Regions from separate parts of the Homo sapiens genome. Here region 1 is linked to region 2. The links are chromatin contacts, found by Hi-C or POLR2A ChIA-PET in ENCODE. All regions are on one chromosome and are shown on one strand. Each heading gives the region's core, a stretch centred on a gene start or an enhancer-like site at or near the end of the contact. The rest is flanking DNA. Distances are from core to core; before and after follow the strand shown.

What was found. A loop is a pair of places that touch in the nucleus more often than their neighbours do. ChIA-PET counts read pairs that join two places held with the same protein, here RNA polymerase II (POLR2A). Pooled maps may share reads with other maps.
Region 1: a loop to region 2 is called in a map with no recorded cell type, with 23 times the contacts of the local background. The contact joins the promoter of ZBTB7B here to the promoter of RPRD2 in region 2. A Hi-C loop is called at or near these places in 1 of 37 single-sample maps with no recorded cell type and 4 of 50 pooled maps. POLR2A ChIA-PET finds 5 or more read pairs at or near these places in 1 of 52 experiments (activated B cell).

What each region holds. Positions count from the first base shown.
Region 1 is chr1:154,998,817-155,004,643 of GRCh38, forward strand. ZBTB7B (zinc finger and BTB domain containing 7B) reads left to right here and starts at 3,986. Exons shown (of 3, transcript NM_001256455.2): 1 at 3,986-4,127. RefSeq lists enhancers at 565-1,517, 1,035-1,094 and silencers at 715-794, 1,275-1,514, 2,885-3,124, 3,235-3,424, 5,135-5,254 and 2 more.
Region 2 is chr1:150,361,012-150,366,927 of GRCh38, forward strand. RPRD2 (regulation of nuclear pre-mRNA domain containing 2) reads left to right here and starts at 3,136. Exons shown (of 11, transcript NM_015203.5): 1 at 3,136-3,908. The coding sequence starts at 3,704. RefSeq lists enhancers at 1,431-2,373, 2,354-2,423, 2,584-2,893, 3,644-3,923, 4,407-4,696.

The sequences.
Region 1 (5,827 bases), core at 2,736-5,235, 4.6 Mb after region 2:
TCCGCCTCCCAGGTTCAGGCAATTCTGCTTCAGCCTCCTGAGTAGCTGGGACTACAGGCGTGTGCCACCACGACTGGCTAATTTTTGTATTTTTACTAGAGACAGGGTTTCACCATGTTGGTTAGGCTGGTCTCGAACTCCTGACCTCAGGTGTTCCACCCGCCTCTGCCTCCCAAAGTGTTGAGATTACAGGCGAGAGCCACCGCGCCCGGCATGGGCATAGGCTCTTATTTGCATCATATTTACATCTGTCTTGCATGTGAGTTATTTCCCTCCACCCAACTTTCTCAGTTACTCTCAGACTCTAGAGTGTTCGCCAGCCTTGGAGCGTACCCGTTCCTCCAGCCATTCTTCGGCCTCAGTTCCTTTCCATCATTCGCCCTCAGGCCTTCGCCTACCCCAGCTTCAAAGAAGCGACCGTAACCTCCTAGCTGGCTGGGTTCGAGAAGCCGGGGACCTGCGCCTCCTGGTGGCTGATCGGAAGGAGGCTGAGTGCAGAGGGGTTGTCTTGCCTTCTCTGGGACGTGGAGTTTTGGAAACTGTTCCCCTGAGCTTCCTGAAGCTAAATTTGCCTCCCCCGGCCTTGGGGGGCGCAGAGATCCCGGCGGCGATTAGCGCTGCGCGGCAGCCGGCTCCAACCCAGAGGCCCGGAATAGGCGCGGAGTTATAAATAGTGCCACCCGCAGGTGTTGGGGGGAGTCGGCGGGAGGGGGGTACCCCTGGCGGCCACGGCCCCTTCAGGTGGGTTGGGCGGTCGCGGTGGGAGCGCTGGGGGGCGGGGGGCGTGGGGGGTCTGCGGTCTGAGCGCCCCCAGCGGTTTCCTGGGCGGCGGGTTTTTCGAGGGAAGCGGAGGCAGCGGAGGATGGGGGGGAGCAGCGGAGAAGAGGTGGGCGCCTGGCGCATGCTGACGCTCCGCTTGCAGCTCAGCCCCCCACATTCCGAAACAGGCCCCCAGACCCACTCACGCAGGACCCCGCCCAGGCAAAGCCTCGCCTTTCTTAACACCTGAAGGCCTCATTCCCCCAGGTTCTGCAAGCATCTAACTTCTATGCTTCTACCCTTCGGCGCACGTGGCCCGGCCAGTCCGCGCACCTGGCCGTCATTCCGAGTCGCTGTCCCCAGCCCCAGGTATTCAGTCCTCCCACTCGGGGCTTTCATTCCTCTCTTAGGGTAAACACTTCCTTCTCTGGGTATTTGTCCAACTCGTGCTACTCTCCCCAAATTTAAGGTCTAGCTGGTCACCTAAAAATTTAAGTCTTAACATGCGGATCTGGGACGCTCTCCTATCCCCAGGCGGCCCCTGCAGGCCCCTCACTTGCCCTCCAGCTCCCAGTTCCAGTCTGGGCCTAGTGGCGGGGCGGGGGCGGCCGGCCCCTGGGGCCCAGCAGGGGTTTCATGGGAGGGGGCGGGGTCCCCAGTCAGCGTTTCTCTGCCGCCGCTGTTTCAGTCGTTTGGCGTGGTTAGGGGTTGGGGTAAGAGGGAATTTCAAGTAGGGGTTCCCCGCTCCGATTTCTGAGTAAGGAGGGGAGCTATTTGCACCAGGAGAAAAAGAGAGACAAGGGAGGGTGGGCGTCACTGAGGAACTAACTGCGGGTTCCAGGACCATTGGGAATGAGGTGAGGAGTGGCAATCTAGCCGCAGAAAGATCAGTCATGTTCAGCCAGACGCAGAACGCGACCCTCAAACATGGGGGAAGTTGGGCGAGGCGAGCCTGAGGCACTGGGCACCTTTCGAGTTTCTGTACCCAAAGGCTGGTGCCAGGGAGCCCGCCCTTCTATTGCCTCTGGAAGCCCTGGCTCTGCCCTCCCCGGGCCACGTTCCCACCCCCCCCGCCCCCCGCCCCCTGCCCCCCGCCCCCTTTCCTTGGCTATCCTCCTTCCTCCCCAAAGCAGCCCCCTCTCCATTTCACTTGTGGCACTGCCGCCTAGCCCCTAGCACAGCCCTTCACCAGGCCTGCACGACCCAGACGGCTGGAGTAGGAAGGGGAAAACCCCGGCCTGGACGGCTCCGGGCCCCTCCGGACCAGGATCTGTCCGGCGGGGCTGAGAAGAAAACCCGGAGCAGTGATCAGCCTCGCGACCCAAGGGGGTCAGGGACGATAGGAAAACCCGGAGCGGATTACTCGAGCCAGAGCGCCCCATGCCTGCCGCTACCTCCTCCTTCCTATAGCCCCCCTAATTCTCCAGTGAGATAATGTCTGGGGTGGGGGGCTGTTTGGTTTGGCCTGAGCCCTCAGGGGCGCCTCACACTTTCCGCCCCTGGCTGGGGCGCAGGGCAGCGGCCCCGAGGCTGAGTCACGGCCCGGCGCGGAGAGGGAGAGAGGGAGAAAGAGGGAGGGAGGGACCTGGACTCCGCCCCTCGTGCGCGGGGATCCCGGGTCAGCCCGGGTGAGGGCCAGGGCCCCCCTGGCGCCGCCCATTGTGGTCCAACAGGTTGAGCTGGTGTCCCGAGAAGCCACCTGCTGGAAAGGGAGGGAGGCCCCCTGCGGAGGGGGGTTGGGAGGGGAAAGCGAGTCCGACCCGGTTCGGCCTGGCTTGTCGCAGGGGAGCCAAACCTGGCCCTAGGTAGCCGGATTTGATTCCATTTGACACTAGTGGGAGGGGCCCTTTGGGGTACGCAGCTCCGCAGGCTCAGTCAGAAACATCCTTCACCCGCTACCTTTCTCAGTTGGGGGACTCCTAAGTATTTATCCCGGTCCTCCCCAAAACCTACACATACCACACATCCCAAAACATCCAGGCACCCCTCGCCACCTGGGTCTCTCAGCGAATTCATGTCAAGCTATCCCTCCTCGGTGGAGACTCAGTTTCTCCACTTAGGGAACCCGCGGGATGGAGGTGGGGAGCAAAAGCGTCGGCGCGCCCCCTCCCCCTTCGCAGACTGGGCCCCTCCCCTCCGACAATGCCAAGGCCGCAGCGGGCACTGGCGACAGCACAGAGGCTGCTTGCCTGGGGCGCCCTTCCCTCCCCGCGGGGCACCGTCACGCGTGGGGAGGGACGCAGGGCGCCCGCAGGCTCAACTCCCCGGCTCCCTCCGAGAGGGGGTGGGGCGTAGGGGCCGGAGCCGAAGGCCTGGTGGCTCCCCCTCCCCCTCCCTTCTAGGTCCCTGACCTGATTACAGCCCCTCACGGGACCCCCTCCCTCAAGACCCTAAGTCCCCAATTCACCCCCACCCAGCCTATCCCTAACCTCTCATACCCTTCCCTCCTGAGGTCCTGACCCTACAGAAGCCCCTCTTGAAGGAGAGGGAGCCCCTGTAGGGGGTGCTCGATTCCCTGGCCGCTGCGGACACTGCCCCCTCCCCCCTCCTCTCCAGGTTCCAGGCCAGCCCCTCGGCTCCGCCCCCTCCCTGGACGAACGCAAGGCGAGACCTACTGGAGATGAGCGGGTATTCAGGCCAATGAGCGGACAGGGCGGTGGCGTGCAGGGGGCGGGCAGAGCAGCAGCAAAGGGCTGGATGGGGGCCGGGGGCGGAGTTTGAGTTAAGGTGGACTGGGAGAGATAGGGGCAGGAGAAAGGGGGGGGAGAGAGGGACCGCGGCAGGTGAAGGGAGACAGAGAGAAGGAAAGAAGGAGGGAAAGGAGGAGGGTGGGAAAGGCTAGGAGAGCTAAGTAAGAGTTTGGAGAAGGGGGCAAAAAAGGAGGGAGGGACCCATCTGCGCTCTGCAGGGACTGGCTGGACGAAGGGGTTGAAGTTTATGTCCTTATTGGGCGGAGGGAGGGGGCCTGGGGGGGCGGGTGAAAAACCAGGAAGTGACAGAGGGTGTTTCTAAGTGTTGGGGGGGGGGAGTTTGGGGGGTGGCAGGGGCGGGGGGAGGGAGGGGAGGGATGGGGGGAAAGCAAGCTGGAGGACAGGTGAGACAGCAGGACAGGTGAGGCGGGCCCTGAGGGGGGGGCGGGTGGGAGCCAGGTGAATGTACGGCTCTTGGCGGCCGAGGGGGGGCGGGCGGCAGGAGGAGGCAGAGGGCGGCGGAGGAGGAGCCCCCCAGCAGCGAGCGGCGAGCAACTGACCGCGGCCTTCTGACCAGGACCGGAGCAGGGCCCCAAGCCCCCGGGCCTGGTGGGGGACGCGCTTCTTCCCACACTGTGAGCCTCAGCAGCTCCAGCCAGCGGACCCGACGGCTGAGAGGTGAGTGTACCCCACTTTTGTCTCCTGGCTCGGGGTTCACTAGGCTCGAGACTACTGCAGTGTCCTTCGTCCGTCCTGTAAGTGGGACCCCCAGATACACACGCATGCAGATCACATTCCCACCACTCCCCTTCCCTGTGCTTTCCCAACACCCCGGGTCTCTGGAATTGGTTTTAACTGAGATGAAAGACAGAGAAGGAACTGCGGATGCCCCCCAACCCTAGGCGGAGGGTCCCCAGAAAGTTTATCTGCACTTCTCCTGGGATCAGACAGACAGACGGCTTCGGGATGGAGAGGGGGTGAGGCGACGCTGAGCGTTCCCCCAGTCTCCTTCGTGACTTTAGGGGGAGACCCCAGACCGGACTGAGTTGAGGGAATGGAAACGCTGACGGACTCTAACTAGGACAACGCGCACCCCCCCCCCACCCCGCGCCCCCTGGCGCGGTGGATTGGCCCCAGGCCAGTTGCATGGGGGTTGGGGGGGCGCAGGAGGAGCCGCGGCTTGGGGGAAAGTTACCGGCTGGACTATTCGGTTTCTTGCGCTTCCAGAGCCGCGCTCTCTCCAGCGGTAGTGGGGCTCAGCAACAACCTCTGAACCGACATAGAACGACCGCTCTCTTCCCTGCCCCTCAATCCCACTCCCTTCCTTCAGGCTCCAGTCCCGCCGCTACCTTTTCCACGCCAGCTCATGACCACAGAACCCAAGAGCGAGGGCGGGTGACTAGGAAGAATTCTCCTACCTACTACCCGTCCCCCCACCGGCGCCGGCGCACCTGCCCCAGCCCAGAGTGGGGGTCGCTACTGTGTTGTTGTAGAACCTACAGAGTGCGCCTGGCAGAAGGCTGCCATTCAAAGGGGTGGGGGGCGCTGCTTTCAATTTCCAGCTTTCTCTCCCTCCTCCCACCCCATCCCAAGTAAGAGAGCGACGTGTCCCGGCCAGAGCGAGGTGGGGGCGGGAGTGGGGGGGCGGCGTGGGCAGCGGGTTGTGCCCGGACACGTGCCTGCCCAGGCGCCCCGGCCCTGCTGGTGTTTAGAGAGAGGGCGGGTCCCCTGCCCCCCGCCCCGCACAACCCCCACGTATCAAAGGGCGGCTGAGACATGGTGAGACCTCGGGGCGCCCTGGGGGGCAGGGGGGCGGGGAGCCTGGGTCCGGAGCAGGGGAGGGGCAGAGGCGCCGGTGCTAGCTGACCCACAGGAAACGAGCGCTGCTGACCTAGTTTGGGACACCGGAAGTGGGTGCTGGGGAGAGGGGGAGACCGGCAGGCTGTCCAGGCTTCCGGGCCAGGTGGAGGGTGTTCTTGAATTGACCCCCGCCCGAATGCCTTGGAGACCCCTAGCTGCAGCCGAGAATGGGAATGAGTCAGCGCAGCTATTCCCCCTTCCCCCAACTTATTCCTGGAGGAGGGAGACCGCTTATCAGGGACGGGGGAACCAGATTGGGCTGTGAGGGGTTAAAGCAGGATGGGAACTGTCTGGTCCCTAAGGGAGTATGTGTGAGTGTGGGGATGAGGCCTGGAGGATTATGGGGTTGCCTCCTGCTGCCCCACACACACCAACTGGTTTGGTCACCCCTGTACCCGCCTGGCACTGCTGGGAGAGCTGGCATGGAGTGGACATCAGGTTGGGGAGGAGAGAGTGGGCATAAGGAGTGTTGTGCTGCGCTAGAGAGGGACATATGTGTGACTATGTCTGGATGATAG
Region 2 (5,916 bases), core at 1,886-4,385:
ATGTCCAGCTAATTTTGCTTTGTTTTATTTTATTTTATGTATGTATGTATGTACTTATTTTGAGACAAAGTCTCACTCTGTCACCCAGGGTGGAGTGCAGTGGCGCGACCTTGGCTCACTGCAACCTCCGCTGCCCAGGTTCAAGCAATTCTCCTGCCTCAGCCTCCTGAGTAGCTGGGATTACAGGCATGTGCCACTGCGCCCGGCTAATTTTTTGTAATTTTAGTAGAGAGGGGGTTTCGCCACATTGGTCAGGCTGGTCTTTAATTCTTGACCTTGTGATCCACCCCACTTGGCCTCCCAAAGTGCTGGGATTACAGGTGTGAGCCACCGCACCTGGCCCTGTATTTTTAGTAGAGATGGGGTTTCACCATGTTGGTCAGGCTGGCCAGTTTCTAACTCTTGACCTCGGGCGATCCACCGGCCTCGGCCTCCCAAAGTGCTGGGATTACAGGCATGAGCCACCGCGCCCGGCCTTAGGTTGATGATTTCTTACAAAAGTAAACATATTCTTACCATATGATGTAACAATTGTGCTCCTTCGTGTTTACCCAAGGAGTTGAAAATATATTCACCCCAAAAGCTGTACAGAGATGTTTGTAACAGCTTTATTCATACTTGCAAAAATGTGGAAGCAACCAAGATGTCCTTCAGGTGAATGGATAAATAAAACTGGCACATCTGGACAGTGAAATATTATTCAGCACTAAAATGAAATGAGCTATCAAGCCATGAAAAGACATGGAAGAAACTGAAATGCATTTTTTTTTTTTTTGAGGTGGAATCTCATTCTGTTGCCCAGGCTGGAGTGCAGTGGCCTGATCTTGGCTCACTGCAACCTCCGCCTCCCAGGTTCAAGTGATTCTCCTGCCTCACCCTCCGGAGTAGCTGGGACTACAGGCGTGCGCCACCATGCACGGCTAATTTTTGTATTTTTAGTAGAGACGGGGGTTTCACTATGTTGGCCAGGCTGGTCTCGAACTCCTGACCTCGTGATCCACCCACCTCGGCCTCCCAAAGTGCTGGGATTACAGGCATGAGCCACCGTGCCCCGCCTGAAATGCATATTATTAAGTGAAAAAAGCCAGTCTGAAAAGGCTACATACTGAATGATTTCACCTATATGACATTCGGGAAAAGGCAAAACTATGAAGACAGTAAAAAGATTAGTAGTCGCTAGGGGAATAAGGGGGAGGGAAGGATGAATAGGTGGAACACAGAGGTTTTTAGAGCAGTGATACTGCTCTGTATGATACTGTAATGGTGGATACATGCACATTTGTCCAAACTCAAGGTATAACACCAAGAGCGAACCCTAATGTAAACTATGGGCTTTGGGTGATAATGTGTCAGTGTAGGTTTGTCAGTTGTAACAGATGTATCGTTCTGGTGCGTGACATTGATAATGGGGGAGGGTATTCATGTGTGGGGGCAGGTGGTATATGGAATTCCTTGTGCTTTCCACACAATTGCCGTGAATCTAAAACTGCTCTAAAAATAGTCTATAAAAAAGTGGGTCTTTGGCTAGAGTTACAGAAAAAAAAAAAATGTGGGGTCAGGACCAGGCATGGCGGCTCAAGCTTATAATCCCAGCACTTCGGGAGGCTGAAAGCAGGAGGACTGCTTGAGGCTAGGAGTTTGAGACCAGCCTGGGCAACATAGGGAGACTCCCCCTCTCAAAAAAATGTTGTTGTTGTTGTTTTGTTTTTTTAGCTAGGTGTGGTGGTGCAGGCCTGTAGTCCCAGCTACTTGTGCTGCTGAGGCAGGAGGACCACTTGAGTCTGGGGGATTGAGGCTGCTGTGCGATATGATAGTGCCACTGCACTCTAGCCTTGGCAGGGACAGAGCGAGACTGTATTTTAGAGCCTTTGCACTTGCTGTTCCTAATGCCAGCATGTTCCGCTCCCCGTCTCGCATATCTGCTTGGTTGCTTTTTTCTCAATGTTCAGATCGAGTTATTTCTTTCGAGAAGACTTCCTGGTTCACCATACCACCATTCTTATACTGGCGCGTGCGTGCCGTGCACACGTACACACACGCGCGCACACACACACACCCCTTTCTCCCTTACCCTGCTTCACCTTTTTACAGAATTTAATACTGTCTGAAATGTACTTGTTGGTGGTGTCCTGCCACTAAATCCCGGAGGGAACGGATTTTTGTCTGTTTTGCTCCCCATGATCTAAAACAGTACTTGGCACAAGAGGTTCAACAACTCGTTGAATTAATGAATAGTGGACATGAACTTGACAAAACAGGTTCCCTGCCTCAAGAGGCATGGCCGCAGTGAGGAGACGTTAAAAGAATTAAAACTGTATATGTTTAGTGGGAACACAGGAGCCTTTAAATTAGCTCAGAGGATTTACATAGATACCTGCGATAAAATGGTTCGTATAAGGTTCATATAATAGTTACGTAAGACTCTTGAAAACTGTAATGTATTATGCAATTTTAAGATTGTATCATAGCTGGCGAAAATGAGGTCACATCTTGCCATTCTTTTTTCGCCTCGAAAAATTTTATGAGGAAAATTTCCTTTCACTTCCTCATTTATTTCCTTTTCCTGTAACCTAAATGGTCAAGCGGCTGTGAATGTTATCTTCTATGGGCAGCAATAAATACGGTTTGGTGTCGGAGTCTGCGTAGTGAATGGCTCACTGGATCTGGCGCATGCGCATCTTTTGTGGTGCCGCAAGATGGCTGCCAGCCATTTTGTCGCGCGTTGCTCCTCCGAGGAGTTGGGGGCGATGGCTGCAGCCCCCTGAAGACTAACAGTGGTCTCAGTGGTGGGAATTTTCTGTCTCTGTTGTGTGAGCTGAACACACCCAAGAGAGCGGCCAAAAGCAGCAAAGGGCGGGGCAGGGGAACCCCCCCACCCGGCTAACCTTAGTTATACCAGCTCCCTCACCCATCCCTCCCAGTTTTTCCTTCCATCCCGTTACACGCTTATCTTCTGCGCAGGCGCAAAAATAATCGTAGCGCCTCCTGGGCCCTGGGGGCTTCAGAGCTCCTGCGCGCGCTTGTGGTTCTCCACTCCTGATTGGTCAGGTTGCCCCGCCATCACGCCTCCCTCTGCTTTCAAGGTTGAGAAGGAAGCAGGGGTAGGGGGGTGGGGCCAAGTGGCGCGTGCGCGATACTGTTGCTGCCCCTTTGCTGCTATTGCGTTGCAAAAAAAATCCTGACTAGGTAGCCTTGGACCTTTTCTGTGCTAGCGAGTCTAAAGGAAAGAAAGATTTCTGCAACTGAAGGGGCAGTCGGGTAGTATTACATTTAAGATATTAACGCCCGACCTGGCTCACAGGAGTGTGGGAACAGGGGCGGGGAAGGGCCTTAGCACTGAGAGCCGAAAAGTATAAAACGATTAGTTTCGGCGTCAGGCGTTTTGAAAGGCTTTGCAGGTCCTGTTTTCTGCGTAATTTTTCCGTGATTACTGACTGGTTTAAACACGACCCCTTGAACAATATTGATAAAACCTCCGAGACCCGCAGCCCCTCCTTGCAGCGTGTAGGAGCTGCCAGCGTGCCCAGCAGCTGGTGTTCCCGTCCGTACCTCCAGAAGAGCCCAGCGCGTGCACCATCCCCACCCCCTAGCTTCCCTCCCCACCTACGGCTTTCACGCACTCGCAGTGATTGTTTTGCCCGCTCCCGCCGCCGCCGCCGCCGCCGCCGCCAGAGGAGCAGCAGCGCTTGTGCAAACCGGGAAGATGGCGGCCGGCGGCGGCGGAGGCAGCAGTAAGGCCTCCTCCTCGTCGGCCTCTTCGGCAGGGGCTCTGGAGTCCTCGTTGGATCGAAAATTCCAGTCGGTAACCAACACCATGGAGTCCATTCAAGGCTTGTCGTCTTGGTGTATAGAGAACAAAAAACACCACAGTACTATCGTCTATCATTGGATGAAGTGGCTCCGGAGATGTGAGTGTTGGGGGTGACTAGGGAAGGGAAGACTGGGGAAATGGAAGGAAGTGTGGCCTGAAACGCTTGGGGTTTTCCCACGGAGCCGCAGCATTTGGTTGGGGTTGTTCACATTAAAGGTTTGACCCCAGTGGTCCCAAACCCAGACTCCATTCCTAGCCAGGATTGTCCTGAATTGCAGGAGACTCATTTCTTGGGTTTTTTAGCCATTGAATTGTTGTGACCTTGGGCCGTTGGGCCCAGATCCATGGAGATTTACGTATATTGTTTTTAATATTTCAGAGCCTTGTAAGGTGTATTGATTTTTCCGAACCTTCGCGGAAATTGTAGCGTCTGTTTATTTCTTACAGGCCTTGACGTGTTAATGATTTCTGGCTTTCCTGATGGTAGGCGAGCTGTGGTTTTAAGCAGTAGTAAATCCAGTGATGTTTAATGAGGAGTGCCTTGTCTGGATGAATGTATCTAAAACTTGTGATGTGTAGTAAGGAGAGCCTTACCTGGATGAATGTTAAGAAGCAGCATGAGCTCTACATAGATCTGAGGCACCACCGGGTTTTCCCTGTACCTGTGTTTGCTGCAATAAAATACAGGTTTCTTGGATACTGACCAGAAACAACTGCGATACAGTAGTCAGTATCATCGTTAATACCTTCAAATATAAAGCGTGTCCAGTTCCTCTTTTTTTTTGAGACGGAGTTTTGCTCTTGTCGCCCAGGCTGGAGTGCAGTGGCGCGATCTCGGCTCACTGCAACCTCCACCTCCCGGGTTCAAGCGATTCTCCTGTCTCAGCCTCGCGAGTAGTCGGGATTACAGGCGCCCGCCACCATGTCCGGCTAATTATTTGTATTTTTAGTAGAGACGGGGTTTCATCATTGTGGCCTGGCTGGTCTCGAACTCCCGACCTCAGGTGATCCACCTGCCTCGGCCTCCCAAAGTGCAGGGATTACAGACGTGAGCCCCCCGTGCCCGGCCCCGTTACTTTTTAATTACCTGAAATACCTTTTTACACAATTGAGTTGATCTCATGGGTAATGTGCACAGGAAATGTGCTTTTTGAATATGTAGTACCTTTTTCTCCAGTTATGTTTTTTTTGTCTTTATCCTGGAGATTTTTCCATTTTGCTGCTTTACTGCAGAAACGAGCTCTGTTAAAGCATGGATTGTTTGCAGAACGTTTCAAATCTTATAGGAGGAAGTGTGGAGAAGTTACTGTTTCCTGCTGAGAAGAGAGGGTTAACTCATACTCCATATACATCTATTAGAATTTTTCTTTGCTTCCTGCCTGCGGCATTTCACCAGTGAGACCCATCATCCAGTTATTCTGCCTTATTCCACTTCTGCCATTGCTCCTGTAGTGTTTTGATTTGTTTACCTTTTAGAGAACAGATAGATAAAACTTGCAAAATTATAGGCCCCATGCTTCGAACTATTTGTGTTTAAAGTTTTGGGAGGGATGTTTTGTGGTTCTTTGAATAATAATGCAGAGAAATTAGTAGATACCGGACAGAATTACCTGTGTTTACCAATAACCGATCAAAGAGTTATTTTCTTGCCCAGAGGTAAAATTATAACGTGCAAAAACATCAAATATGATAACAGTCATCATTGAAGACTCACATGTTAAGTATCTGCTATGTGCCCAGTCATCTCATTGTACCTTAAAATCGTCTGAGAAGTAGATTTTTTAATCACTGATTTACAAACGAGGAAACTAAGACTCGGAAATTAAGTTGCTTAAGGTTACTCAGTAAAATGGTGGGGTTAGGGTTTGACTTCATCATTAACTTTGTAAAATAATGTTTAACGTTCTTGGTATACCAGTGATATATTGCAAACAGTTCTAATGTGAGTGAGAGAACCTCTTCTCCACCCTATTTTAAAACATTTTTACTGACCTATGCAAGCATTTTACATTTCCTCACCTTGGGCTCTGGGGCTTTAACTGTATGGTTACATCATTTGCAAGAATAAGTTGGTCCCTGTCCCGTCTCTGCTGTGTGGGATCACA